2 separate regions of the Homo sapiens genome follow, and region 2 is linked to region 1. Evidence: chromatin loops called from intact Hi-C (ENCODE). Cell type or tissue: dorsolateral prefrontal cortex. All regions are shown on one strand. Links, peaks and the distances in the headings refer to the core of each region. The heading gives the core; the rest is flanking DNA. Region 1 overlaps CTNNA2 (catenin alpha 2). Region 2 overlaps CTNNA2 (catenin alpha 2).

What was found. Peaks named below come from ENCODE experiments on the same cell type or tissue, not always from the same donor. Only the 100,000 strongest peaks of a DNase experiment are listed, where the experiment ranks them.
Region 2: a loop joins it to region 1, with 7 times the contacts of the local background. A loop is called at or near these places in 6 of 110 quality-filtered maps.

The regions. Positions count from the first base shown.
Region 1 is chr2:80,230,432-80,246,369 of GRCh38, forward strand. All of the region lies in intron 7 of CTNNA2 (catenin alpha 2), which reads left to right. LOC107985903 (a long non-coding RNA gene) reads left to right here. Exons shown (of 2, transcript XR_001739569.2): 2 at 198-433. Among named protein-coding and RNA genes, the nearest start is that of LRRTM1, 66 kb to the right of the region's middle. RefSeq lists an enhancer at 807-1,460. In dorsolateral prefrontal cortex, for the core only: a CTCF peak has its summit at 8,465 (motif pointing left); a DNase peak (open chromatin) is centred at 8,440.
Region 2 is chr2:79,926,646-79,942,583 of GRCh38, forward strand. All of the region lies in intron 7 of CTNNA2 (catenin alpha 2), which reads left to right. Among named protein-coding and RNA genes, the nearest start is that of MIR8080, 68 kb to the left of the region's middle. In dorsolateral prefrontal cortex, for the core only: CTCF peaks have their summits at 9,296 (motif pointing right), 9,495 and 9,878 (motif pointing left); DNase peaks (open chromatin) are centred at 9,306 and 9,836; H3K4me3 peaks cover 1,208 bases; H3K27ac peaks cover 1,318 bases.

The sequences.
Region 1 (15,938 bases), core at 3,719-11,718:
CATTGTGGGTGTTTTTTCATCATCACTTTCTATGCCCTCATGTCTCTGGATTCATCTAGGAATCCAGGTGTAAGCCAAACAGTTTGTGGCATTTATCAGTTTCTCATCAAACAAATGAGAACCTGTTCCCATTTGAAAAAGCAGACGGAAAAGGGAAAGTTTTCTGGGCCATGATGAAAAGTGTTCTCTTTCTTCAGAGAAAGCCACAAGAAGAGATGTTTTCACTCTTCTCCTGGGCATTGTCATGTGGCCACAAGGCTTGGAACCACTGCAGCTATTTTGTTGTTATCCAGAGGAAGATGAAGCTCACATAAGGAAATCACAGAGAATTCCAGGGATCCAAAACTGGAGCTACTAGGTAGAGTTCATTCCCAAAGCTTGCTCTACCTTTGTACTTTTTATTCTGTCAGCCAATAAAGATTCTCATTCTTTATGCTAGGTTGAATTGGACATTATCTTACTTTTAGCCAAATTCCTCTCAGTTAACACAGTGCAGAAGCAGACGTAGAATGATTGTGTTCCTGGTGTTTGTTTTGTTTTGTTTTGTTTTGTTTTTATGGGCCAGAATCTCGCTCTGTCGTCCAGGCTGGAGTGCAGTGGTATGATCTCGGCTCACTGAAACCTCCATCTCCCAGGTTCAAGTGATTCTCCTGCCTCGGCCTCCCAAGTAGCTGGGATGACAGGCATGCACTACCATCCCCCGCTAATTTTTTTGTATTTTTAGTAGAGACAGGGTTTCACCATGTTGGCCAGGCTGGTCTCTTGATCTCAGTCTGAAGTCCTGACCTCAGGTGATCCACCCTCCTCAGTCTCCCAGAGTATTATGATTACAGGTGTGAGCCACCACACCCGGCCTGTTCCTGGTGTTTGAATCCATTCTGATCATCCAGCTCAGTCACAGTGGTTCAGAGCGTCACCTCTGAGACTGCCTGTGATGGTACGGCATTCATACATACATGCCTCAGGTCATCTTCCCACTGATCAGGCAAGGCACTGTCCTTCTTAGGCAATTTCTACTGTCCAGTGTAAACCAAATATAAAATTATAAGTTTCTCAATCAGCTGGGTGGACCCCTCTTCAGGTCCCAGAGAACCCAAAGAAAACTTGAGAAACTATTTTAGGCAATGATGGGAAGGAGGGGTCAGACATGTTTCATTATACTTTCCTCCTCTTGGAGGTTAGACACAATTGACCAACATTAACATTAAAAGAGAGACCTTAAGAATGACAAAAGAGGCTCTTTGTGGCAATAAGATCCCAAATTCCAACCTGACACTGGTATAGCATCACATGACAGACAGCAGGCCCCGCAGGAAATCAAAGTATTTTACCCCAAAATATATTTCTTTGACATATTTTAGAAAGGCCCTGCACAGCTGTCTCTTATGGAAGAAATTTGCATTCTGTAGAGAATCTCCTTCCCTTACTAGTTTTTTTTCCAGAGAGTCTGGCACCTTTTAAAGGTCTAAATAGAAATCATCTGCCATCTATTGCCTCTAAGGGTGGCCACCTATGAGATTTTATCTACATAATAAGACCCTTGGTCTCCACAACCCCTTATCTTAAGCCAGACAGTCATTTCTATCAATTCCAGGTCTTTAGATAATAACTTAACTCTTTCAACCAATTGCAAATCTTGGCAAGAAAATCTTTGACTCTACCTGTGAACTGTAAGCCCTCACTTCAAGTTGTCCTACCTTTCTGGACCAAACCAATGTATACGTCACATGTATTGATTAACATCGTAAGTCTCTCTAAAACATGTAAAACCAAGCTGTAACCCAACCACTTTGCCACATGTTCCCAGGACCTCCTGAGGCTATGTTACAGGTCATCGTCCTCATATTTGACTTGGAATAAATCTCTTCAAATATTTTACAGAATTTGGGTTTTGTTTGTTTGTTTGTTTGTTTGTTTTTTTTTTTTTTTTTTTTTTTTTTTTTTTTTTTTTTTTTTTGTTAACACTAGTTTTGGCAGCTCTACTTAGAAATTGTAACCTCTTTCCCCACCCTTCTCCTTCTTCATCTCCCATACCCAGTCCTGACTTGGGCCAGGAGTGAGTGGCTGACTTAGAGGTAATCTGGGCTGAGCAATCAGATTATCTGATTGTGAATCTGATACAGAAATTATCAGTGAGCATGTTAACTGGAATGTTGGATGGATTGCAAGCTTGGAGTGGCCATTTTTGTGCCATGTGCAGAGTAAAGAAAACTTCTGGGCAGAAACAAAGTGGGACACAGTCTTGGAGTCCAAAGCATCCCGGAAAGCCAGACCTTCTGCCCTTGGTTCAGGTCTCACATGAGGAATGGCCCCTACCTTCCTGCCCTTGAGTTCCAATGTCACTTCGTTAGATAGCTTGGGATGGCTTCTACTTCCTATAACCAAACAACCTTGACTGACCCAAAAAGGGGTCGTGTTCATCTCAACTTACACATGATGCAATCAAAGATGAGAAAGGTTCACCAAAGCTGATTTGTAGCCAGCTGGGATTCAGCCTAGTTTTTCTAACTTTATCATGTTTATTTTTTCCATTTCACTTGCTGGTTAAGTGACCAAGAAAGATCAATTCATCTACTTTATTCCTAAAATATTCTGTGACTGTTGCCTGTCAGATATCAGAGAAAAGAGAATTACTCTTTAGTTGCTTCGTGACATCCTTGATGGATTATGAACTGCCACCCTGAAAATTCAGTAGGAACCTGGGTAATGGTAACTGTAGGTCTGCATACCTAAGTAATAAAATACAGAGTATCTTCTTTAAATTATTGAGGACTCTGGCCTTGGTAGTGTTGCAAAAATTGTGAATTATTGTGAAATAAATGTCTGCTGAGGTGCACAGCAGAGTGCTCTTCCACAAAGTTGCCCATGTGAGAAGCAATCCCACCGAAAAAGAGCAGATGCCCCCTGGAAGTGTCGATTTGAGACTCATTTGAAGACACTACTTGTTTTCTCTGTCATGGCATTTTAATACTTATGGCCTGTCTCTTCTACATGCAAAGCTTCTAAACCTTCCATCTTATCTCAATTGCAGCTGCTCTGGAGAATAACTGCCCTCTTTTGTGGCATTCCCCCTTCTATCAGTCCCCCAAATTAATTTTAGCATATGACACATAGCCTCCAAATTTAATGAAAATCCACTCAGCCATTATCTGTGATGTGACAGACAGACTAAAACTTAATTATATTGACATGGATTTGAGGTAATGCTATCATATTTTGCTAGAAAAGGCATCTCTTTATGAGTGATGACAATTAGCAGTCAGATTTTGGAAACACAGCCATGGAGAAATATCTGCACAGCAAAATATCATCCATACCTTTAGGACACCCACTAAGTTAGGGATTGAATGCCATATTCATTCACTCAGGCAATCCCACCTAGACTTTGGGTTAATAGCTTTGAAGAAGTATTTCATTACATGTCAGAACAAGGAAAGATTTCTCATAATATTAAGTGTTGTCCTTGTAGGAGGCTATATCTAGTTCTTTTGATCTTCAAAGTACTATAGAAGTGGTAAATAAAATATGTGTTAGCTAGTATCACTACTTTGACTAAGTAGATTTTTACAATCTTCCTGCACCCTCATGCCCAAATAAAGGATACTAATAGACTCACTATTTGTTTTTTTTTTTGAGATGGCATCTCACTCTGTCGCCCAGGCTGGAATGCAGTGGCACCATCTTGGCTCACTGCAACCTCCACCTCCCTGGTTCAAGCAATTCTCCTGCCTCAGCCTCCCAAGGTACGCACCAGCATGCCCAGCTAATTTTTGTATTTTTAGTAGACACAGGGTTTTGCCATGTTGGCCAGGCTGGTCTCAAACTCCTGACCTCAAGTGATCCACCTGCCTTGGCCTCCCAAACTACAGGGATTACAGGTCTCACTATACTTTAAGGGAAATATTGCATATAGAGGAAGCACAAATGTTAGAAGGTATTAATCTTCGTAGAACCTTTCCCCCACCCTAACACCTCTAATTCTTTTTGGTGGCTTCTAGGAAAAGTGCTTTAGTTAATATTTCACTAATCTTTCATTATACTCTTATAATCTTCCTTTGGGAAGGGTTCTTTTACTCATGACCTCTCAAAGGTAAAGCAGGGATCTTGTCATTTTGAATGCTGGATTGATGCTATCAAGAGTTTTTCGGCTGATAAAGTCTTACAGAAGAGATTACCACAGGCAAAGTCTCAGGCAAGAGGGTGAGGAATGGATGATAGGAGTTGAATTGGAGGATACTGCTGCAGTTGAGAGGAGCAGGATTGAGTATGTAGATCAGAGGGGAAATAAAAGGAATGAAGAAAGACGACACAGTACTGAGAAATATTATGAAGACAGGGGAATGGTTAATATAATATTTCTTCTATTCCAAAAGTTGGCAGATTTTTTTTTTTTTGGTATGTGCTAGCTTGTAAATATTTTTAGTTTTGTAGGCCAGTTTCAGTCACAACTATTTAACTCAGCCATAAAGATCCATAAACAATAACAAATAAATGGGTGTGGCTGTGTCTGATAAATATTTACTTACCAAAGAAAGGTGATTGCTGATTTGGCCTGCAGGCTATCTAATCACTTGTTTATAAAATTTGCACTACATTCGTTGATATATGGTATGCCTGATGCCAAACCCAATTCTTATGTTTATTAAAATTTAGAATGAACTAGTATTCTGAAGATTAGTAACTCCCTTTTTAAGCTTTGTGATTTTTTTCATATTTGTCCATTGTTACTTTAATAATATTTTAAATGTTCAAATATGCATATATGAAAGTAAGTTTGTTTAGTACATAGAGTTAAGCTTAACACACTTCTTCCCCATAAAAGAGGGATTTCCATAATTAACTCTAGGAACCATAAACCCTGAAAACAACACTGCAATTCTGTGTGAATGGAGAGCCTGACACTGTACTAAACACTCTAGGAGATTTTTCCAAGTATTCGGGCTGTTTCTGCTCTTGAAGGAACTATCAATCACTGCAAACACTAATAACAGTAGATGCCAGTCAAGGCCAAGTGTGGGGCTGCCTGGCTGGTGAGTGGCACAGATACTGACTGAGGAAGTTGTGGGAAGCAGGAGAGAACAAGTGGCTGCTGGCTCCTTTGTGTCAGTTGGGAGAGTCCTTTGGTTGCAGGAAACAGAGACTCACACAGGTTAATTCAGGGAGTGAAAGTTTATTAGAAGAAGATTGGGATCACTCCCATTTGCCTGAGCCTCATGAAAACCCAGAGGAGCCCTGCCCCCACCTTAGGGGAGAATTACAGACACAGTCCAGTGAAGAATCAAGTACCTGGTGTTAGTCTCTTGATCACCCCACTTACCTTAGGGTCGCACCATAAATGCACATCAGTGGCTTCCTGTGTTTCTACTGCTTCTCTGATTTTTTCAAAATTTTTATTTTAAGTTCAGGGGTACGTGAGGTTTGTTACATAAGTAAACTTGTGTCATGGGGGTTTGTTATACAGATTATTTCATCACCCAGGTATGAAGCCCAGTACTCAATAGTTATTTTGTCTGCTGCTCTCCCTTTTCCCACCCTCCACCCTCCAGTAGACCCCAATGTCTGTTGTTTCCTTCTTTGTGTTCATGAGTTCTTATCATTTAGCTCCCACTTATAAGTGAGAACATGCAGTATTTGGTTTTCTGTTCCTGCATTAGTTTGCTAGGGATAATGGCCTCCAGCTCTATCCATGTTCTCTCAAAAGACATGATCTTGTTCTTTTTTATGGCTGTGTAGTATTCCATGGTTTATATGTACCACATTTTCTTTATCTGGTCTGTCACTGATGGGCATATAGGTTGATTCCATGTCTGTGCTATTGTGAATAGTACTTCACTGAACATTTGTGTGCAAGTGTCTTTATGGTAGAGTGATTTGTATTCCTCTGAGTATATACCCATTAATGGGATTGCTCGTTCGGATGATGGCAATCCCACTTTCTGTATCTTGCACTGAAGTTCTCAAGAGAGTTGACGTTATTGGTCAAATCAGTGCAGTGCAGTGAGGGAGATGGGTGGTCTCTTCCAAAGAGTCATACTGTTACTTAGCCTTTTTTCCATCTTGTGCCTTCTCATTACTTAGTGCCTTGTAGTCCTCCCTATCCTGCTTGCAAATGAAGACTCAGGCAGCAGTCTGTCACAAGGGATACTGGGAAATGTAATCTACTAGTGTGTGCAGGAGGAAAGGAAAATGGATTCAGTGAACAACTAGTCAGTCTAAAAATACAGTAAAGTAGGCCTATAGATTATTGTCTGTTTGCACAAGTGAACTTGAACTTGCTTTTATTTATCTGTCAAGGAGCCTTATGTCTGTGAAATCACTAGGATAAGTGAAATAGTTTTCCTGGGCTCATTCCCAAAAAGGAAAACATTGTGGCTAATCAGACACAGAGAATCCACAATGGTGGTAGGCTTCTCCTCACTATTAAATGTGAGATGGCACCAATTTATAGGCTCCATGGACTTTTTCACTACAAAAGAGAAGGAAGCTTTTTCAAACCTCTGTTTTAAGAGGGAAAGCAAAGAGAAGGAAGCTTTTTCAAACCTCTGTTTTAAGAGAGAAAGCAGTAACATATTGAAAGAAATGCACAGTTTTCATTTGTGTCATCTCAACAGCTGGTACTACCCTGAAATTTCAAGGATCCCTTCCCATTGTCAGTCCATGTAACCTCATCCTTAGATCAGAAAACACAGCCACAAAGACATGAGTTCAGAATAAGTGTCTTACAAGTCATACAAGAGAAGGAATATTCTATATGATTGAGTCAAGCATATGGAGACACTGGTCCCAGCCCTGCTAATATCCAATGTGGTTACCTTGGATATGTTACTAAATGTCTGCATTTTTGCTAAAAAATTGAATAATGTGTTTGTTCAAAATACATACAGTACCCAAATTACAATGGTTCAATGCATGATATTTTGACTTTAGGATGGGTTTATCAGGGTATTAAATGTATTTTCAATGTAGAATATTTTCAACTTACGATGGGTGTATTAGGATGTGTCTCATTGTAAGTTGAGGAGCATCTATACATAGGTGTAAGGAAACCTAAAGACTGACTGTTGTGTTTTCTCAGTGGTGGTTCTTGGCAATAGTAGTAGGAGAGGTACTCTTGTTCCTTTTTTGTTACCATTGTTAACTCCAAAATGTGCCAGGCCTTCACAGTGGAAGGGGCTAGTGAGACTGGATGCCAGAGGAAGCACCTGTGGAACAGACACCTGCATAGCCCTACCCTGGGCAACAAGACTTTAAATACCTCCTCCAACTACAAGGTTCTAAGGATCTGCATTGATGTTTCATAGGCATGAGTTCTTAAAATTCTGTCCTGAATATGAAACTCAGGATTGGGAAATGAAGCAAGAAAATGAAAGGATTTGCTTTATGAAGACTCTATATCCTGGGCAAAGTGGTGGTGGGTTGAGTTGGTCTTCAACCTGCCCTTCATTGAAGGGCTGCCTGGACCCTCTCCTAAGGTGCTCATTCTGGATACCCAGTTGGTGACAACTCTTCTTGGTCCAGCACCTTCTCTAAGTTGACACTTCTTTTTCTTGCTCCCCCTAGCCACTCCCCTGACGTGTCTCTTAAAGCTACATTTAGGTATCTGTGCCGTCCAAGGACAAGCTTTAAGGAATGAGCATACCTCATCTAGAGGAAGGAACTGGTAAGACTCCCTCCCCTGGCTCCAGCACTGTTCTGGACTGTAATAGTGCATTCTCACAAGGAGAATCCAGAAATAAAAGTCCATTTATGACTCTGTGACCTCAAGGAATGACTTTACTCAAGATCATTTGAGGCTCCAGGGCAAGGGGAATGGCGGCATGGCAGGCAAGGAGGGGCTGACAGCACGTTGTGCAGTCGAGTTCATGTAGCCACTTCCTGCACAGAAAGACTTCCACTCTGCAGTTGTAAAGAGCTGGCCTTGACAGGGAGTTGCTGGTTCCCCAGGAGTTAATTGATATAAGAAATAACATTACAAGGAATTAATTAGAAGCCCTTGAGTCTTGACAAGAGTTTGTTACAGGCTGATGTGCCTTTTTATTATGAAGCTGGGAAAGGGAATGAGGAGGAGAAGTACGGAGGATGTTAACCATGCAGATGTGAAAGAGATTTTGTAGACAGCCTGCAGAGAGGCCCCTGCATAATGATAGCTCACTCAGAGAAAATAAGAACATGAAACAGTTCCTGACAAGTCCCATAGCTTAACTGGAAGAAAGTGAACCTCTTTGCTTATGAAACATCCTGAAGCTAGCGTAAAAGTTAAAGAGCACTTTGCTCTGAAAGAGAAATAGAGGGATGGAATGGGGGAAGGGACATAGTCATTAGGGTAAGTAAAGTAAAACTGGCTTCCCCACAGGACATCAACACGGTAGAAACATCCGGAATTGTCTCTAAGTCTCACTCCTGGGAATTCACGCCACAGGGATAAATCAGATCAATTACTACCGGCCACCTAGTGGCAGAATGGGGAACAACATGCTGATCTGTCGGCTGGGAGGCTTAATATAGTCCGTATTCACAATAGAAGCTAATTGTTATAAAAATGTTAAGAGGGGGCGTAAAATATTTCAGAGCAGGGGAAGATTTTTAGCCTGAAGACAACATAATTTTTCACTTAAACAATTCATCCAGCTCAGGATTAGATGAAGTTGAGTATGAGGATAATTGAATATAGTAACCAATTCTACGTCTTCCATCCATGTGTGTATTTAAAGATTACAATTATTATGCTATTTTTAAGACGTCTGTTCTAGATAAAGTTCTTCCATGAGATACTACTTTTGATGTACTCTGAAGAGTGCTCTCATGCTGGGAGAATTTCAGTGCTGAAAATAGCTTTTGGCCTAGAGTTGAGACCTGGGTAACCACCCCCAGCTTAGCTATGCGAAACTTGGGTGATTGTCAGAAAGTCATTTACGTATCATGTGGGGATGTTTGTGTATGTGTGTGGGGAGTGTGTTTGTGATTGTATGTAGTGTGTGGGCATATGTATAAATATATTTGTTAAGTTGAAGCAAATACAATAGCCCCCCTCTTATCCACGGGGAATACGTTCCAAGCCCCGCAGTGGAGGTCTAATAGTACACTGTTTTTTTTCTATACACTATTTTTTTCTATACATACCTATGACAAAGTTTAATTTATAAATCGGGTACAGTAAAAGATGAACAACAATAACTAATAATAAAATAGAATAGTTATGGCCTGGCGTGGTGGCTCACATCTGTAATCCCAGCACTTTGGGAGGCTGAGGTGGGTGGATCACCTGAGGTCAGGAGTTCGAGACCAGCCTGGCCAACATGGTGAAACCCCGTCTTTACTAAAAATACAAAAATTAGCCAGGCGTGATGGCATGTGCCTGTAATTCCAGCTACTCGGGAGGCTGAGGCAGGAGAATCGTTTGAACCTGGGAGGCAGAAGTTGCAGTGAGCCGAGATCGCTCCATTGCACTCCAGCCTGGGCAACAAGAGCAAGACTCCATCTCAAAAAAAAAAACAAAAAACAAAACAAAACAAAACAAAGTCATAACAATATACTGTAATAAAAGCTGTGTGAATGTTTATTTCTGAAATTTTCCATTTCATGTCATTGAACCATGGTTGCCCACAGTTAGCTGAAACTCTGGAAAGTGAAAGCGTGCATAAGTGGGGACTACCATATGGGCATCCTACATACCTCTTAGGTGGTACTCAGAGAACCCAGCAATGAGTATTGAACACCCTCAGTGAGCTGAGTTCTGGTTCATCCCAATGGAAGGTATTAGAGAAGGATGAACAAAGTCCCTGTCCAATCTAAGTGGTGACTCTAAGACACACATGAAATAATGATCAACAACATAAGTCATCACTTGGCCTTGGCTTTAGGATATCTTAGAGAATACACAAAATAACTTGAACTCAACCCAGATTTGAGAACTTCTATGGTGTTAATGCTAGTACCCTGTGTTTCCCCTGCAACACTCAATCTTTAATGTTTCCACGGAAATTGCTTGCTATTCCTGCCTCCAGCCATCTCCACAGATATGTGCACCGTAGTCCCACTCCTTCTCACCAGATTACTTGCTCAAATTATCTCTCGAGTATAGCCCTGTGAAACCCACCCAATCTCTTTGGCTCCCATGGTACATTAACATATATTCGTACTCATTTTGTGTCCAAATCTTTGTTTCTCTTTCCTTCCCACACAGCATTAATAACCCCGGGAAAAAAATTCTCTCTGTTACATGATTCTGTTTTTTTTGCTCCTTCATCATTAATACCATAGTGTAATTTATAGGTATAGAGGCAAGAAGATCTCATATGGGAATGTAAGATCATTAAAATCTTCACTGTGGAGCCAAGGTTCAACCTGGGTTTTTAGGAAGAGACAGGATTTAACTGTTTGAGGGAGTTAACATATAATGTAAAACATGGATGTGTTGGGTACATTTTCTGAAGTAGCATCAGGGTATGTATATTCAGGAATTTGCCCTTTACTTTACATGTGAATATAGTTAGAACTCTGAGGCTGGGTGGCATTTTAGGAGCCAGACAGGTCCATGAATGCCCTTCCCACTGCCCTAAATTCCCTGAGTTCAATTGACAAGGTTGGAAAAATGGGGAAGTTAGCATGGAAGTCGGCTGCCAATTCAGGCAGGTGAAGGAGTTCTAATTCGGTCAGGACACCCACTTTGTCCTATTCAATCTGCCTTCACATTTAAAGGGCCAGTTGTAAAAGTATCCCATCTTCACAAATTCATATCTAACCAACTGGAAATTATTTTCACTGCAAATGTGATTGATTTTATGGAGTCCTTTTTTTTTTAATCAGGAGTACTTCTAATGCACTGCAGTATTTGTTTACTCAGTGACCAGGAAAATTGAGACATATAGGTTAAACAAAAACTTCATCAAACAATTTTGGAAGTTTCTTTGTAAATGGTAAGTAGAGTCAGTTGAGGGAGGAAGGAGGAGGAGCTACTAGATGGCACAGTGATTCTATTACTTTAAAGCATTTTAGGAACATTTCTGTTTTATAAATTAAGATTCATCTGGGGCCTAGATATATATATTCATTATGAGCTATACAGGTCCATGAACACCCTTCTTACATTCCTGTATATAAAATGCCATATATATCTATACATCTGTATCTCCATCTATCTATCAATGCATCTATTATATCTATCTATCTATCTATCTATCTATCTATCTATCTATCATCTTTGTTATATTTAGGCCTATACATAATTTCTATTTTATAAGATAAATTCATCTGTATAGGGCATTTAACTAACTCTAGGTTAATGATATTCTGAGATTATCTGATTATATGGCAGTTGGATCTAGAAGTCAGTCCCAAGCACTGAGCCTAAGGATAAGGTTAACTTTGCTGTAGATTAATGCCAGATATTCTTCAAGAATCAAAACTACTTTAGTATAATCTATTGATGATAGTTAAATATTTTGCTATTCAAGTCCTATTAGTTACCGACTCAAGACTCCTTTTTTTCCAAGAGAGGTTGTTGATTTAATAACTGTCAGCCAAAGAAGTTCATCAGCAGCTGAAATCCACAGCAAGTTAACTCATAATGAATCTTAAATTTTAGAAAGAATGTTTTAGCAATATTGAGTGACAAAAGAAAAACAGTTGAAAACAAAATCACCGTGAAACTTCCGTCAGCTCATTAGATTCTCTGAATTCCATAAAAGAGAGAAATAATACCAAGTACAACTGAGACTGGAGAAGATTTTATGGTGGAAATCTCTCAGATTCCTTTATTCCAGGAAAATAATTCTGAACTTGAGAATTGAGTGTTTTCTCTCATGGACATTGGATTGAAAGGCTATTGTATCCAAGGATGTTCACTGTGGCATAACTCTTGCTGTTTGCACAACCTGAAAATGATCCAAAGCTCAGAGTTATAATTAAGGACCTTGTTACACCATAAAAGATTTTCAAATTTTAATCTATGACAACCCACACAGCACTCAGGGCTTAAATACTTTATTGACCAGGCTGGCAGGCTGACTCCTCTGTTGGAGCTGGGAGAGTCCTGCTTCAATTTATCTCTCCCACACTACATATTTGTAGTCATAAATCTTTTGCTAGGCTCTTTGAGCATTAAAAATAGCCTGGCATTGCTGGCTTTCCTTGTGGTACTGTAAGAGCCAAATCAAAGGTGCCAGCCTCCTGTGATCTTTCCATTTTGCGCTGCAGCAGGAAACGTTTACATCTGTCCCAGCCCTCACTGTCTAAGTGTCAACTCAAACAATGGCATTTCCCACTCAGAGTTTGGCTCCATCTCCCCAGATGCCTCCCTTATCCAGATAGGGCAGCTGAACAGCAGTCTGGCCCGAGCTGTTCCTCTGCCAGCCTGGGTCTGTTCTCTCTTCTTGATGGTAACTCTGGGTGGTGTGTTTTCTTCATTCTGCAGGGATCCTGCTAGATGGAGCAGAATAGCTATGCTGCCACCAGGGTCCAGGCTATGGGTTTTCACTAGGACCACTGGAGGAGAGAGGCGGAGGGAGCAGCAAAGGGCCAGAAACAGTTTCTGGAGGTGCAAAACAGAAGTCATTTGAACACAGGCCCAAATGCAGATCAGAACTAGGTCAAGAGCTAGAGGGTGACTCCACAAGTATCGGTCAGGTTGTTTAGAGAAGAGACCAACATGTTCAGATAGAATGCTATTTTATGAATTTCCTTCTTCAGACATGAGCATGTTATTTGGTTTAAATTTTTATTTCAGTAGTGAGTAGTAAGAAACATTATGGGGGTCATCCCACAGACACTAAGGGGGAATTCCTGTGTCTTCCTTTTTCTTCTAAGCTGTTTTTCACATCTTTTGTAAAATCAGCTTTATTGGGATATAATTGTTATCTAATAAACTGCACATATTTAAAATAAACAATTTGATAAGCTTTTTATTTGATGGTTTCCACGAGATAATCATTTCCATCAAGATGATGAAAAGATCCATGACGCCCTAATATTTCCTTGGGCTATTTGCACCCCCTTCACATCCCACTCTCATCTCCAGGCAACGACTGATCTGTTTTCTGTTAGTATATATTAGTTTGTATTTTCTAGACTTTTATATAAATGGCATCAAACAATATGCACTCTTTTTGTTTTAGCTTCTTTCTGTCAACAGGATTATTTTGGGATTTATCTACATTGCATCGTGTATCGATGGTGATGGATGCTGAGCAGCATTCCATTGTGTGGATATACTACAGTTTGTTTATCCATTCACCTGGATAATGGACATTTGAGTTGTTTCCAGCTTGGAACTATAACAAATAAAGTTGCTAGGGGCATTTGTGTACAAGTTTTTGCATGCCTTCATTTCCCTTGGTTAAATATGTAGGAGTAGAATAGCTACTCTTGGGTAGGTACCTAGAATAGGTTTATATGAAAGAGTATGTTTGACTTTTTAAGGAACAACCAAACCCTTTTCCAAAGAGGCTGTACCATTTTATATTCCCACTGACTGAGAGTCCCAATTCCTCCACATCCTGGCTGGCTTTTGCTGCAGTTTCTACTAGGGGACATCAATGCAGCAGCCTGCAGGGCCATCTGCATCAAACGTGGCCTCATCTCTGGCCACACATCAAAGAGTCAAGGTTTTGGCTGGACGAAGAAGAAAAACACAGACCAAGGGATATTAATGACCTAACATGAAGAGAAACTATCTATTTTGTGAGCTTACAAATAACTAAAGAAGAACTTTTGCAGTATAGTGTTTGTCAGAACCGTGGTGTAATAAATTAATGTGGATCAAAATTTCTGGCCATTATTATAAAGGAAGAAAGGAAAGTACATATGCTTTGTCTTTCTTTTTACAGAATCCAGTACATGTTATTTGTAGATTGACTAACATGTGATGTTCAGAGATAGAAAAATCTACCTTAGACGATTCTTAACAAAGAGAAAAGTGGTTCTGACCATAGTCATTTAGCCCAAATGCCTAGAGCAGAATTCCCTTCTACCTTTTCTCAGAACACAAGTGCCCATAGGCTCACTACCTCCTGGGGAAGCCTGGTTCTAGTCAAGCGTTTTGTTCATGGAGCAGATTTTTATTTAAGGAATTCATAACTACTGGCCTGGGCACGTGAAGTAACTTAGACTCAGATGGTCCACATAACACTGCTCAAACAGAACAAGTCCACAGTATAAGGAAGCTAAGTCAGGCTTCAGACAATAGCACCTCTTTTGTTAGGTTAGTGCAAAAGTAATTGTGGGTTTTGCCATTAAAAGTAACGTCAAGAAACCACAATTATTTTTGCATCAACCGAATACTTCTCTCATTTCGTACATCTTAAAATCATATAACCAGGCAGTATCTTAGGGTCATTGGGATCTCGGCTCTGGGGCTTACTTATCCCAGATCTAACCATCCTCAGCATGGTGCTCAGAGAGAAATATTGTGAGTTTCTGTAGTCATTTCCATATCACACATCTCAACAGAGAAATACGAAAATCCACATGGAAAATCTAGCAGACCTACAAGCGAGAGCCAGGTGGGAGACTCTTCACCTGCCCCAAAAACTAGTTTATGTGCATGTGACAAAGCGGGCGTTTTTATTGTTCAGACACTAAAACAAACAGAAAATTATGAAGTGCACAAAAGGATTTTCCACGCTGCTGAACCTTGCAAAGTGTTCACAGTCGAGTTCCCCTTTTTGAATTCATTATCTCAAGGCAGCATTTGGTTTGGAAAGCCGGGGCAGCTGAGCTGAAAATGTGTATTGTTATTACTTGAAGTTTCTGAGAATAACCTGCACAGGCTGCAGTGTTCAGAACCAGCTTTGTTCTTTGCAAATTCTTTGTCAGTGAACTCTCTCTTATTCGAGTCATTGGCAAACATGAGAGCCTATGTAAAATATTGATTTAGGGCATATTCCTAATCATTTGTTTTACTAGCATGTATTTTGGAAAGCTACCTGTAGCTGAAGTGGTTATTAGTACTTTCCCTAAAATTGTATCACTTTCATTTTCACATTCTTTGCTTTGAAATATTTTAACCAGGGGGTGAATATTTAGATCACATTCACAACGAGTCTTTATATAACCAGTCTTCTATTAGGTTATTTTCCTTATAGTCCCACAGATACATCAATTTCACTTCTGCCTTCTATGCCTTTCCTCACATATTTTTCTTGCTTTTTCCCATCCCATTCCTGCTTGTCATTCAGTGTGTACATTCCTGCCCCTTCTCTAAGACTCATGAAACCATCAAAGCCTATAGGGACCTCTCTTTCCCCTGACTCCCTATGACAACTGTTTTCTGTCCTATTAATCTGACAGCTAATGAGGTGGTACTTCATGACATCTCTTTTATTTTTAATTTTGAACAACCATTTAAAACTGTGATTATGATTTAACTTTTTTTTTTTTTTTTTTTTTTTTTTTTTGCACTCTGTAGCCCAGGCTGGAGTGCAGTGGCTCAATCTCGGCTCACTGCAAGCTCTGCCTTCCGGATTCACGCCATTCTCCTGCCTCAGCCTTCCGAGTAGCTGGGACTACAGGTGCCCACCACCACACCCGGCTAATTTTTTGTATTTTTAGTAGAGACGGGGTGTCACCGTGTTAGCCAGGACGGTCTCGATCTCCTGACCTCGTGATCCGCCCGCCTGGGCCTCCTGAAGTGCTGGGATTATAGGCGAGATCCACCATGCTTGGCCTATGATTTAACTTTTTACCTGTTTATATCTTGCCTCTCTAAGTAGATTGGGCACTCCTTCAGATAGAGGGCTACCTGTTTCCCACATTTAGTGCCCATCCCAGCATCAAATGCTTGCTGATTTCAAGACCCAGTTTGTGAATGGTCTCACAAGAATTTATTTAATGGGGCTGGGAAGTGAGGGAGTTATTGAAAGCAGAAATAAATTGCTGTTAATTGCTACTGTTTGCAATTTGCTATTGGAAGTAGCAAGGTAAATGTTAGTGCACATACAATT
Region 2 (15,938 bases), core at 4,403-12,402, 300 kb before region 1:
TATAACAGTGCTGCGGGGGCTACTTGCTGACAAGGGTAAGGGCAATTTTATTTCCTTATAAATAAAATTTAGAATTGAACATCTAAAACAGGAAAAAAAATTAAGAGTTTATTGAGTGTTATGTTTTGGGAGTTATACTAGATACAACAGTATTAAATAATATGCAATAGAATGAGAGACTTATTGTGCAGGTCTTAAATGTTGTAAGCCTATTAAGTCCCTTCCAAATAATAAAGACAAATGCATATCAAGATAGAAATAGGTAGATATGAGTTAGGTTTTCAGAGAGAGAGCTGGGTTGAGATACTGAATTATTCATGACAGAAGTAGAGCTTGAAATATTTGAAAGGTGTACAGCAATAAGAGAAATCAAAGATGGAGAGTATACTTTGGGGCTAGGGATGACATAAAGCAAAATTTGTTATAGGAATGTGTATGGTACATTCTGAGCACAGTGAAGCCTGCTTGATTAGATTAAAGGACATCGAATAGAGAAAAAATATGTTTGCAAAGGAAAGTTGAGATTAAGTTGCAGAGGGATAGGATTCTAAATTAAGAAATGCATGCTTTATTATGGTAGGCAGTTATTAAATTTTTATTTGTTTTGGTTTGATTTGTTTTGGTTGGGCTTGGTGTTATCATGATCATATTAGGTAATATATGCAGTGTTTGGGAACAGCTATCCTGCCTGCAGAGGTGGAGAGTGGCTCTTGAGAGTGTCCATGGGAGATAAGAGGCCATAGAGACCTACTAGTGGACTTTTAGGAAAGTACAGATGGAAGACAATGGAGTCTGAACTACAGAGAAGACAGTGGGAATGAAAAGGAGAAAAACAGATTCAAGGAGAATAACTAAAATAACCTGAAGATGGATTTTTTTTCAACAAGAAGATAGATGGGAGAAGGAACCAAAATATTGCCTTTCTCTTTTCATGAGATGTATTTATCAATTATTCATTGAACTCACATGTCAGCTAAGTTAGGGCTGATCAAATTCATTGACAATATTTTTTGAAGAAAAGCATTTAACAGTGTTTAAAATCTGTCATATATTAGGTTTTGATCATATAATGTTACTCTGTAAATATTTGTCTTCACCTGTTGCTTATTGTATTCACACAGTAGACTATTAGTGCTTTTGATTTAATCATTATGCTATCAAAACTCATAGTATGAAGCATGTTGCAGTTCTGCTGAGGCCTGGGTTTGGGTCTCACATTCCAGGGTCTCTTTGAAGGCTCTGATATCATGGCCTAGTGGACAGGCCAGTATCTGCCTCTTTGGTGGTCATTTTTGGCTCAATATATGGAGCATAATAACTTCCAGGTTGTTATTTTAAAAGTTAAAAAAAAATTATTTCTTTGTGGGAAAAAGGTTGGCCTTATAGAAGATACTCATGTTTACGTTGGGTTTGTTGAATCTTAAGGGGTCATTTAGCTTTCACAGGTATTCTTTAATTGTACCTTTTAAATTGTGTGTTAGAGAAGGATTGTGAGCATTAAATTTCATTAATACCTCAGGATACACCCCTTAAGAAGCTCAAGGATCTTGTCTAAGTGTGATCTGTTACCTGGAGCCTTCCTTTAGGTTGTTCTCTGTCCTATGGCAGCTGTGGTTTTAATTGTCATGCACTTTGTTGACTTACATCGGGTAGTATTTCTATTATTCAACTGTGTTCAAATATTTATTTGGTATCCATTTTATACAAAACACTATTGTAGATACTTTGGAACAGGAAAAAATTGAATAAGTGAGCCACTGACTGTACCTTCAAGGAAATTATACCTTGTAGTGTCCAGAAATATACTATTCTATTCATTATTTCTGATTTGAAATAACTACATTTTGAACATTGTGGTCGTTCAGGTTGTTCATGACATGATAGAGAATAGGGTATTTTGTTGATTAAGATGAATCTGAGTCAGATGAAATTTGATACATTATTATCCAAGAAATAAACTATTACCTACCACTGGAAAACCAATGTGTCTGCCCAATTTCCAATCAGCCTGAAGCCAGTTTCATTTTGCATGGGTGATACAGATGATAGAGGTGGATCATCCAGCAGCTTCATGTATATTCATACTTATCAGATAGGGTCAACGCCTCTTAGTTTGGTTTGAAATCTCACTGGGAAATGTACTTCTTCCTTTGATAGATTTATCAGGTGATATAGTCCAACCATTCCTGAAACAATACATGAAAAAAAATGTTAATAGTTACCTATTAACTATAAATATAACTAAAAATAGTTAATAGTTAATACTGACCTTGAGGTATATATTGTCTGTTTCATAATAACAACAGGCAAAATTGCAAAACACATTATTAAAGGGATGATTTGTGGGTTCATAGATTAAGTATCTGTAAATACCACAGCCCTACATGTGTTTACTAAATACAAGCCATGTAAGGATAACCTTCCTTTGACAGGGAGATGTGACAGGGACTGGGGCTCCAGCAAAGACTTTCCACGTTTTTAATGTCTTTCTGGGTAGCTTTAGGGGCATTTTGGTGGATTAGCAACTGAATATATCATTTCATCCAAAAGTAGGTAGTAAATTAATTCCAGGGGGAAATTTATAGTAGTAATTTTCAGAGAGTAACCAGACAGGTAGGTACTCAAAATTGCAAGATTCAAGGAATCAGAGATGTTTTGATTAGAAAAAGATAGTGAGAGGAGAATAACTGCCTTCAAATATTTAAAGAACTCTTTTGTAAAAGAAAAAAAGGGACGTATTCCGAAACTGTATGTATGACCACAGGGAAATATTTAGGCTCAATAGAAAGCAAAAACTTTAGAATAGCCAGAGCTCTCCAACAAATTCTATCATCTGAAGCACTCTGAGCTGCCTCAAAGGCTAGTGAGTTCTCTCTCACTGGATTGTGTGTTGTGAGCATTTAGCAGGAATGCTGTAACTAGAAATTAAAACATGAGGCTGAACTTTAAGGTTTCTCCTTTCCCTGACATTATCACTTTCATAATTTTCTAGACATGCATCTGTTGGTTGTAGGATGGCCCCATCATCGAGGAAATTCTTCATTCCTTGTATTCTACTTGTCTAGTTTTCTTTGGTCCATTTTATACAAGAAGCTGGTTTGAAAAATGAGAGGGAAGTTTGGGCTTTTAGATGATCAGGCTGGAAATGATAATCAGTTCCATATTGCTTATTCATCAGTTCTTGACGGAAAAATTTTGCAGTTTACCTAGTGTCTGGCTGAGTAGGTCATTTACACAGAAAGAACCTGGCTATGATTTAGCAAAGATGAGGATAGTTCTTCCATATCATAAAAAGTAATCTGGGTTCCTGGCCAGCCGTGGTGGCAAATGCCTGTAATCCCAGCACTTTGAGAGGCTAAGGTGGACAGATCACCTGAGGTTGGAAGTTTGAGACTAGCCTGGCCAACGTGGCAAAACCCCATCTCTACTAAAAATACAAAAATTAGCCGGGTGTGGTGGTGCGCACCTGTAGTCCCAGCTTCTTGGGAGGCTGAGGCATGAGAATCACTTGAACCTGGGAGGCAGAGGTGGAGGTTGCAGTGAGCCAAGATCATGCCATTGCACTGTAGCCTGGGTGACAGAGCGAGACTCTGTCTCAAAGAAAGAAAGAAAGAAAGAAAGAAAGAAAGAAAGAGAGAGAGAGAGAAAGAGAAAGAAAGAAAGAAAGAAAGAAAGAAAGAAAGAAAGAAAGAAAGAAAGAAAGAAAGAAAGAATGAACACGGGTTCTAGCCACCTCCTCCCTCACTTCAGAGGACTCTTTGACATAACCTTTGTAGAGCAACCTTAGGTTCTCTTATATTTGCCTTTGTTCCTGGAGACAGTAAAGGCAACCAGGCCTTGGTGCAACTGGTGGAGAATGAAACTTTTGCGAAATAAGGATTGCATTATGATGCCTGGACGTCCATTTTGGATTTCTGCAATGTACTTTGAATCTGGCTACCCACTATAGACTTCCTGGATGCCCAGATCTTCTGACTGTCAATTAATGATAATGATTCTGGGCAAGTTTTCTCCAAAGGCTAAACTGGAAGTTATATTTTCTGATGTTGCTGCCAGAAAATCAATTCTATTCTATGAAGTCATTCCTAATGTGAGTCCATTCCTCTAGGGAGGTCAACTCTAGTATGATTTCTTTAAGCATCAAATTAATATTTTACTTCTTAAAATGCAAAGTATGTTTCTGTTGAAGGTACAGTTAGGCAGGTCTTTGGAATATCCCTGGCTTGTTAAGAATTTTCTCTGCAGCAAGTATTACTCAACAGTATGAAGCAGATTTTAGAGCTTGCTTTCTGGCAGAGCAATTGGACTTGGAATTTGCCTCTTTATTCAACCTGTATTTGACTTGACTTGTTAACTGTAAAAATAATATATGATTTTTTTTATATCTGGTGATTTTGATTAGACAATTTTTAAATTATGAAATTTCATGGGATAATTTTAATCCATTAAACTCTTCAGTATGCAGAATTTCAATCCATTAAACTCTGCAATATGCATTAATATCCTGCACAATGCAACTGTTCACTGTGTATGTGTTAACTAGTGGTTAAAAGACCTTGTATGTTATTGACTCACCAATAAGTTGTAGTTTTATATCATTTAAATTCATCTTGTCTTTTTAATTATATTTATCTATGAATATCGGATATGTTTTAAAATGCAAAATTTAATTATGAAGAATGGGTTTCTTTTGTTTTTCTTTTTCTCCCCTATACCCACTCCCCTTTACCCCATTATCCCAGCCCTTATTAACCACCATTCTATTCTATGCTTCTGTGACTTTTTTAGATTCCACATATAAGTGAGGTCATGGAGGAGAATGCATTTCTTAATTGATTTGTACCCATGGTCCTCAAAGTGTGATGTGAGGACTAGCACTAGTCTGTAAGCTATTTGTTACTAGTCTTCAACAAGATATGTACAATAATTGTCAGCATTTAGAAACTTTTGTAGTAATTTTGCATTTCCTCAACAATGGCACAGAATTTTACAAAGGTTGATCAGTTCTCAATGGACTGGAAGTTTGTTTTTTTAACTACTTTTCATCCCAGATAGTCTGGGAAGCCTCGTTTCACCTTTCAGTTGGTAGTACCCTAAAAGGGGAGAGAGGCAGACAACCACAAAAATACAAGCAGATGTTTGCAAAGGCAATACAGGCAAGCAAGTTCAGCTTAATGCTATACAAGGCTCCTAATCCAAACATGGGAATCCAGGGATTTGTGGATCCTGGAGAGGTCACCTACTCTCAGAATCTCTCTCTCCTTACCCAGTCTTACTGCCCCAAATCCCCAGCACTAGCTTTTTAGACAAAAACAGTTGCGTATGGAAGGTACTGTTTAAAATGCATGCGGTCAGCAACTGCCCATTGAGCCTCTCTCACACCTTCAGATTCTTTGATGAGGTTGGCTTACAAAGCTCAGGACCGAGGTACATTCTGATCCAATGGATTTCTGTGGGGACGAGCCTCACCCACCTGGGGCTGAGTGGAGCAACTCTTACTGTTGTACACCCAGACTGCAGAACCTGAGCCCTAAAGGCTATGGGGACCTGCCCTTCCTCCCCACACTCTACCTCCAGAGCCCTCCCTTTCTCTGAAAAAACAATGCTTTATTATAGTTATACAGGATGGAAAAGAAGAATGATGAGAGGAAAGAGAAGAAACAGATAAAAGGGAAAGAGGAGCAGGGGAGAAAGCTAACTGTGTGATGGAGAAGAGGGAACCAGTGAACTTGGGATTTGAGAGTATGTGAAATCATAGTTTAAAACCTTTAAGGTTTTGTCTTTTAACTCCGGCCACCTCTCAGCCACCTATGCTGAGATACTTGTGTGTGAGATTCTTTTTTTTTTTTTCTTTTTTTGGTGTTTTCTTAATGCTAGATCAATGAAAATACTGTTTCAGCTTGAATTTATGATGTAAGTGAGCCAGTTATTGAAGTAAGCTTGCTGTGTGTACACCATGAACTACTCAATTTACAATATGAAAATAATTCCCAATATTAAGTGTAAATAAAGTATGATTTACATTTTATGTAACTGCTAGTTTATGAGTACTCAAGACTTTGTACATTTTAACAAGGCCTATTTTTAATTGAATATTGAAAAACTAGATCCTCAAACTTTTCATCACATACATTGAGTTACAAACTTGACAAACCACCCCATCTTCTTCCTTGCATTTTTACCACCACACTTTGTATTTCATGCCGTGGTCATGACAGGCACCTGTTGATACCCAGAAAAAGAACTTTGAATGTGTCTACTGTAATAGTGTGCATTGATCCTGTTGATCCCTGTGATCTTTGAAGTGTGTGTTTCACCAGTCATTAATTTATTTTGTCTGTACGTACGTCATTTTAGGTCAGCTCTCTGTTGTCAATATTTCTAGCATATATATTTGATTAGCTCTAAGTGGAGATTTTTGTTTGTGGATATCTTGGACAATTATAGTTATCATTTCATGCTTTATAGGGTTTTTGTTTTCTGTGTTAACATCACCACTACCACCATAATCACAATGGTATTTATTGAGCAACCTCTGTGTAAATTGGGTAGACATTTTCTCTTAGGTCATAGATTCATGGGTTTAATATAAAAAAGGGGCGGGCAGAGGAAGCTTATATTTATTGGATATTTATTGTGTACCCACCATGTTACGGGCTATCATATTGAACCTTTCTAACAACACTGTTCGGCTAGGATTTGTATCTTCATTTTTTAAATGAGAAAATTGAATCTCACAGAGTTAAGCTACTAGACCTAGTGAAACAAAGAGGCTGAAATTCAAATCTAGATCTTTGGGCTTCTGGTATTCTCTTTTTTTTTTTTTTGAGATGGAGTCTTCCTCTGTCGCCCAGGCTGGAGTACAATGGCAAGATCTCGGCTCACTGCAACCTCTGCGTCCCGGGTTCATGCCATTCTCCTGCCTCAGCCTCCCTAGTAGCCAGGATTACAGGCACCTGCCACCACACCTGACTAATTTTTGTATTTTTAGTAGAGACGGGGTTTCACCATGTTGGCCAGGCTGGTCTCGAACTCCTGACCTCAGGTGATCCACCTGCCTCGGCCTCCCAAAGTGCTGGGATTACAGGCATGAGCCATCGCACCCAGCCCTGGAATTACTATTCTTTACATGGTCTAACCACCTGTATGCTTTTAAGCACACTTAAAATGTTTCTGTGCTTCATTTACCTGCATTAATGCTTTGTGTGGTTTTAGTTTTTTAACATTTTTTGAATAGTTGTGACAGCTTGATCACATCTCCAGATAACATTGCATATGGAGCATTTAAAGATCAGTAATAAATATAAAATTTAAGGAAGTTCCATGAGGTAATAGAAACCATTCCAAAATGAAAACAGAAGAGGTCTATGTTTTAGGTTCAGGTCGGCACTAAGCTGTAACTATAAACTTTGAATATTTTATTTATGTATAAAATGAGAAAGCAGAGATACATAATTTCTAAGGTTGAGCTTTAAAATTATATGCCTATATGGTCTGAAAAACATTCTTGAACTATTTTAATTTTGCCTATCATCCAAATACATTTTAAAAAGAAATTCTATTTTCTCTGACTTTGTGTTTGAATTAAGAAGATGAAAATCAATTTGGCCTGATTACAGAACTTAACTATATTAGGCTGGTGCAAAAGTAACTGTAAAAACAGCAATTACTTTTGCACCAATCTAATAATATCAGCAACAGCCAAACACTAATAGCAATAATAATTTGCCTACTTTTAAAATCATGTGTTATCTTTAACTGTGCAACTCTACAAAATTGTTGAGTGGTTGTTCCCATTTCACAGATAAATAAATTGAGGCTCAAATAAGTCAATATGATTGGGGTCAGAAGAGCTACTACAGGTGGGACTTGAGTTTACACTCAGCTTTCCTTGTATTCTAAGCCCATTGTCCTTACATCATTCCAAAGGCAAGTCCCAGCCCAGAAGTCTTTGAGCATCCCAAGTAGGGAGGGTATGTGGCTTAAGGGACTGGTTGCCTCTTCTGTGATGAAAGCTGTGTCCTTGCTCTGCAGCTCAGGATTAGACACTACCAGATGTGATATACAGAGGGGAACAAGGTGAGCTCTTCCTCATTTCCCCCCAAAAAAGACATGGGACCCTTTGGTGTAATGAAAGAACCTAGCCCAATGGCTTAAATCCTATTTTATGTTACAAATGTAGGTAGCATTACTGAAAAGAGATAGATTTAGAATAAATGCACCAAGGTTTTACTTTCAAAGATAAGTAGAAGTTTGAATGAGTTTGCTAAGAGGAATTTTAGAATGGATGTATAAATAGGGCTCAATAGTTATTTGGATGAGATTGCAGTTGCATAGATCCTTAACAAGTTATACAGTTAAAGTTGGTATATTTTTTTGATGTTTGCCAGAGAGGGGGAGCAGAGTTAGCATTATCTCCTTGACGGACACCCATCTTCCTCCCTAATGAATAATAACAACAATGAAAATAATGACTACATTACTGACAGGCTATTCTCTGCCAGCCGTGGTGTTAGGTGCTTTGCACTTATTACTTCTTTTGATTCTGCTGACAGCCATACTAGGGAAGAACACTATTGTCTTTGTTTTATAGATGAGGGGGCAGAGCCTCCAAAAAATTAAATGCCTTGTCCAAAGTCACATGGAGGCAAAACCACAATTTAGACTGGTCTGCCCAGAGCCCGTATTTCTTCTTTCTCTCTCTCTCTTTTTTTTTTTTTAACTTTTTATTTGGAAATAATTTTAAATTTACAAAAAGTTGCAGAAAAGTACAAAGAACGATATATGCTTTACTCAGATTTGCCTGTTAACATTTTGCCCTATTTTTGACCCCACACTCTCCTGTTACACTGCAGCCTCACAAAGAGAGGCTATCATTTATTTTTAGTGCCCTGGATTTAGTTGATCTCATGATCAGCCCAGTCTGGCTCACCTTGTTCAATGCTCTAGTGAAATTCTACATTTCAAATATCTTTGAAATAGAAGAATTGGTGTCACATTGTAGTTATACGAAGACTATACATGAGATGAATGCATAAATCTAACTGGGGTGGAGAAATGACTACCTTTTACAAATTGTCCCTCTAAAACGTTTTGGGGTTTGCTGATTATTTTCGAAAGAATGTTGACAGAGGCCTGGCAGTAATAAATAATACACCTTGTGTTATTTTTCCTTGCAGAGATTTCCTTTTTGAGTGGCATTTTTTTCCCTTTTTAGGTTTATTTACCCAGTTGTTGAAATCAAAATTAAATGCAAGTCACAGTTCTTTGGACTGTCAAAGGACATGACCAGAAGAGGGCAGACTTGCATGCTGCAACCGTTTCCCGTGTAATTGAGCAATCTGCATGCTGATGTTATAGAATGGCAATGAAGAGAGATTTAATAATAACTAAAATGAAAGGCTTATGCTTATTTGGTACAGGATTTCTAATAAGACATCAGAGTCAAAGAGGCTTAAAAGAACAATGTGCTCTATTTAGTGTATTCTAAATGTGAAGAAAACCATATTCGTTTGATTCTATTTTTTTTTTCTTTCTGAGGCAGTACTCGTTTCCTCAGTATTTCTGAGTTTGTTTTTTTTTATTTTTTTTCTCATGCTGGGATTTTTTTTTTTTCTCTGTAGTCACCCAGAGAATTTTCAGTGGTGAATGCTTTTGAATGCCTTATAAAGGTACAAAGTTTATCTACAGTTTACGGTATTATTTAATTGTCATACCTGTGAAAGGAGGAATGGTGAAAATCCCTTATTTATGCCTCTACTTCCTGAATGTGCCCTGTGGGAACAGAGTTACAGACAACCCGACCCCCTTTTCCTCCTCTTGGCTCTTGCCTGCAACCGGCATCCTCTGGCCCTTCGAGTGCCACCATCTAGTGGCTGTTTCTGGAAACTCCAAGCGTCCTTTTTTTTTTTTCCTAGCATCTTTCAACCCACCTCAGTTGTAGACAGGCTTAATTAAAGTTGTCTAAGGAAGCTTCTTTCTTTTGGATACTGGCATAACCATTTTCCTTACCTTAAGCCATCGTTCCTCACCTTAATCCATCTTGCCTCATTATATTAGAGAAGTTTCACAGTCTTTCCAGGGGTAGAGGTCTAAAATTTATACACTTGGGAGACTCTAGTTAAAAATAATACAAAATCATGAATAAACATTAGATACCAGGATTTAGAGGAGGCCTGTGCAGATGAAGAGTCTTGAAGCTTGAAGTCTCTTAGATTTTTCTCTTATCTCCTCCCCACACTCACCTTTCTTTCGTTTTCTGTCATGTTACATGACCTAAGTAAGCCGCGAAAGAGCCACTTTTCTTATCCTGTTTGCTAAGTATTGATGTGAAGGTAGTTTCCATTGTTTTGTGATGAAATTACACATAGAAAATAATGCCATTGACCTCCAGATGTCTTTTTATGACCTCTTCCTCCCTTCTTATTAAATATTCTTCCCAATGGAAAACAAATATTCATAAAAATTACATAGAGGTTTCTTATTCAATTTCTTGTCATTTCTACTTAATTGTCAACATCATAATAGTATTTGGTAGTGCTTTGCTTTAAACATCAATTTTTGTTTCAAATGTAAGCCAGTTGACTTACATTCTAAGTTAGGGTTTTCTGGCCTGGCTGGAAGAACTAACAGCCACATATAGCACTTTTATAAAGGAAACTACTATCAGTGTTACAAACAACAAATTTAGAAATGAAATTTGAGAAAACAACCTGCTCATAAGATGGGGCCAGTCTACGTGACGTGGAAGACAATCCATCGTTTCACTTAGCATTCTGCATGTAGTGTCTGCAATCTTCAGGCTATGTCTTCACTCATGATTTCTTGACATATCTGCACATACCCCTCATTATTTCATATTTCTCTAAATTTTCTCACTTTTCAAATCATCTGTATTTACAAGGCTAATGGTATATTACTATGCCTTCAAAGGAACATTAGTATCATTTGTCATAATTAGAAGATAACCACAGAAAAAAATACAATGACATGAAAATGAAATTAAATATTAAGAAGATACTGAAGCCGGCCAAGGGCCCTGTTCCCTCTATTAAAAAGGAAGATTAGAACAGGCTGGAGAGGCTTAAAGTAAAAGAAATGAAGACTGTATTCTAAAGCTAATCAGAAGACTGAAAAGACAATTAAAAGAGGACTACATTTCTTTCTAAGTAATTCTGTGGTGCTTAATGTCCCATCCTGGTTCTATTTAAAATAGTCTTTGAGAAACACTGATGAAGAAAGTTTTTGTTTTTACTCTTGTAGACATTCCACATGCCTTTCGAGATTCATTCTATTGACCTTTTAGAGGGTGGGATTAATCATGATGTGTTGAGGCAGACATGTTTTTTAAACTCTATGTTACTCAGATTTGATTGGTATGACACCAACTTCCCATGGCTATTTTAACTGTTAAATTAGAAAACACATGGAAAAAAGCCTAGAACAGTGGTTTTCCCTCAAAAATGGCAGTGCCCTCAAATCTGCTCCCATCTCCCAACCAAGGAGGAGCTGAGAAGTAAGGGAGGAGGGGAGAACCAGCTCACTGTCGCCTATTTCATTGTGTAAAGCAAATGAGCCCTTTGTTTTTATAGATATGTAATAATATGAATAAACATATACATTGTAGAGCTTGATTTGTAGAACAGAATTTGGATCCTCATTATATGATTTTTTCACAGTTTCAGAAAATGGAGTATCAGAAACAGTGATGAAGATGTATTTGGATTGACAGTCTAATTAAAGATATTTCTCAGTGTAACATTTATACATATGAGTAGATTCACAATTTGGAAGATTTTAAGACACTTTCCTGTATGTGTGTGTGTGCTTATGTGTGTTGGAGGGATTTGTAGCTGTCAGAAAATATTATTATCCAACATTTTTAGAGAGTGAACCGAATTGTAAGAACAGCGAGCGATCTGTTCGCATTATGCACTTAAATTATGACTAAAATCACAGGCATAAAATCAGAGTATGCACTTTTTGCATAAAGACAAAGCATTTGTTCTTCAAATGAGATGGAGGTGGCTCCAAAGAGATAGCCATGGCTTTAAATGGCACTTGCCAATTTTTTTTAAAAGTATTATCTAGAACACTTTAGGGCACAATGTGTAGTAATGTAGTTACTACAAGGCTGTTTGATTCATTGCCAAATAGTACTCAGAATTCAGAGATCAGATAAATTAGATTTTAATTGGGTTTTAAAGCTAAGATGAATAGGTAGATAAGGTAGAATTGGTCAAAAACATACTAATGTAATAAAACCTTTGGTTCTCTAAGGCTCTTGCATTAAAGACCAGGCAGCTATCACTGACAGACAATGCCATGGAGTGGTCCTGAAAGATCGATATTAACAGGTGGAGTGTGCACTGGGTTCCAACATAATCATGTTACCTGGAGCCATGGAAAAACAGAGGCCTGACTTGAACTCTCCGTTATATTATAGAATTTTGAACACAAAATGAAATGGAGTTTTACCAGCCTGATAGGACTCTCAAACACAGAGTTTATTATTGTTTTGTTAGCAATTTTAAAAAAAATATTCAAGGCACAGCACCAAGTTGTTTATGTCTGAGTGTGTTGAGTGCCTGATTGTGTAGACATGGGTAGCTGAAGTAGCTTGTAGCATCTGACTCCAAATTGAGACTTGTGACTTTTTAGACTTAACTTTCTGTGTAAGTCTGTTATTTTCCATCCGTCTGTCCATTACCGCAGTATTTACCTGTTTACATTGGAATAAATATATTCAAATGACTGTTATTTTACAATGTTTATAAAATACATACACTGAACTCATTTTGTTTTCTGCAGTCTTAAAATGAGTTTTTTTTCCTTAATATTTAGAGATCTTTTGTTAAAAAAGCTATAGAAATCTTTTGTTACTTTCTCTCCCAAAATGCTGTTTCCTTTGGGAATTTTATTTTTATTTTAGTTGTTTGTTTTCCTTGTTTGTAATATCCTATTTTTTTATTCTACAATTAGCCATTTTGTCAATAAACTCAATTAGAAAACTCTTAGAACTAAAAGTTTAGCAATAAGTCTAGATACATGTAAACATCAATGAATGATCTTACATATTAGCAATAATCAATTAGAAAATATAAAGAAATAAAATTCCTACTCACAGAATTGTGAAACCATGATTTTCTTAAAAACACATGGACCCGGCTGGGCATGGTGACTCATGCCTGTAATCCCAGCACTTTGGGAGGCCGAGGTGGGCAGATCACCTGACGTCGGGAGTTCGAGACCAGCCTGACCAACAGGGAGAAATCCCGTCTCTACTAAAAATACAAAATTAGCTGGGCGTGGTGGCATATGCCTGCAGTCTCAGCTACTTGGGAGGCTGAGGCAGGAGAATTGCTTGAACCTGGGAGGCAGAGGTTGTGGTGAGCCGAGATTGCACCATTCCGTCTCAAACAAAACCAAACCAAACCAAAACCAAAACAAACAAAAACCCACATGGACCCTACTAATTTGCCTAAAATATTTTTAAGAAAAGTCAATATAGAATCTTTTCTTTTTATAAATTAGATAGTGTTAGAATATACTTTGTATTGTTTTAGTATTTAGGAGCAGGAGCTTATAAAATCCAAGAACAAATTTATTTACCAAGAAAATAAAGAAGAAAGTGAAAAGACAAGCTTTTAAAGAAATTTTCTACAGATTTTCTGAAATTTTCTGATGGAAAGGTTTTGTTTTGTTGTGTTTTTAAAGATAATTGCAAAATGCTTATTATACATGTGAAATTGCAGATAAATACCGATTTGATCTTTGGCATTATTTTTTGCTTGGGGAATACTCATTGCTGCTATTATAAATCTTTCACCCCATCCTCACTTCTTCTATCCCTGTGCTTCCTCTGCCTAGCAACCTGAAAAAAGCAAGCCTTCTAGCAGGCAGCAGATGAAGGTTGCCATGAAAACTGTGAATCAGTCAGGACCCAGGCATCCATGTGTGTGGGGAGCTGTCAGCAACCTCTCTTTCTGATGTTGTGCCTTTTTCCTCTGGCACATTTCTGTTGGTGTGCTCAAGGGGTCTGTAGTGCAAATGCAACCTGTGGACCATCATAGCTTAGCCTAGCCTACCTTAAATGTGTTCGGCACACTTACAGTAGCCTATGGGTGGGCAAAATAATCTAATACAGAGCCTATTTTATAACAAAATGTTAAATATCTCATGTAATTTATTGAATATCGCATGAAAAGAGAAACAGAATGGTTGTATGGCTACTCAAAAATCGATTTCTACTGAATGCATATTGCTTTCTCACCATCAAAATGTTGAAAAATTCTAAGTTGAACCATTGTAAGTCGAGGACCATGCATACTGCTTTATCCCAAAAGAGTGATCTTTATAGCATGAATTTCAGAAGCCACAAGAAGCCTACTGAGGGACTGGTAGTCTTGAGCTTCTGCATTTCTAATCAGCTTTGTGGCTGCCAGGTCCAGCTTATGTGGATTCTGCAGATCCCAGCATTGCTCTCGTGTTTGACTTTTATTCCCATGTTCTTTTGCACCATTATTGAAAAATTGACATCCTCAACTTTGCCAGCCTGTTTCTCAGCAATAGCTTTTATTTCCCTATAGCCTATATTTGAATGTTAACCTTTCAATGTGGTCTTATACTCATTTATTTTGACTGGCCTGTCCTTAACTCTACTATTTCAGGACAGATTGCATCAATCTGGACTCTGGCCACTCCCTCTCTTATTCCTGTACTGCTCCAGTTATGCAGAGTGCTCCAGCAGCAACCATTCTGGTGTTCCGGGCCGTTGATTGCATTCTGAGACCTTGTCATGGGACACCTAGAGTGCTACTTGATGATAAACATGATGCATTAATCTCACTAATGGTATTGCCCCACAAGTAGCAGGAATCCCCACTGAGTTAGATTTCTATAGGTGGGCTAGCAGTGAGTGCTGGATGATATCAGTCTTTAAACCACACGATTGTAGAACAAAGACAGAAAACTTATTTTTTCTTTTTTCCTAAAATGGAGTCTCACTCTGCCACCCAGGCTGAAGTGCAGTGACAAGATCTCGGCTCACTGCAACCTCCACCTCCCAAGTTCAAGTGATTCTCCTGTGTCAGCCTCCTAAGTAGCTGGGATTACAGGCATCTACCACCATGCCGGGCTAATTTTTGTATTTGCAGTAGAGGTGGGGTGTCACCATGTTGGCCAGGCTGATCTTAAACTCCTGACCTCAAGTGATCTCCTTCCCTCAGCCTCCCAAAATGCTGGGATTACAGGTGTGAGCCACTGCGCCCAGCTCAGAAAACTATTTTTTAAAGGATCTGTAGAAATTCTTAAAGATCCTACAATCCAAATTCTCATATTGTAATTAATTATAATAATAACAACCATAACATCATGTTGGCATAAGGTCTAAGCATAAGTCGTTTATGGCATAAGCTCCAGGCATAAGTGCTTTCTATCAACTGGCTCATTTAATCATCACCCCAACAGGATGGGGAGAAACCATTATTAATCAAATCTTACAGGTGAGGGCACTGAGCATTAGAGAGGGTCACTATCTTGCCCAGGACCTTGCAGCCAGCAAGTGCCTATGCCAGGAATCAGGTCCATGCAGACTGACTCTAGATGGCTGGACAGACCAGGAAGCCGAGAACCAGGAAGGCAGTGGTTTGCTCAAAGCCACACATCTGGTAGATGGCAGAGATGATCAGGTTACCAGGTCCATGGCTCCCAGACCAGTATATGGCTGCCCATCATGCCTCTCTTGGTGATATTTTAGATTCTGTTTTGATAAGAGGTTGTTCTCAGTCATCATTTGTAGGAGACACGAAGAAAACAAAAGGGAAAACATTATTGTAATAGGTAGCACTGAAAGCAGCAGAAATAAAATATAGCGAGCCCTGAATCCTAAAAGTTTGGCTCTACCAGGCCAGGTACTCTGATGGTAGGAACAGTGTGCC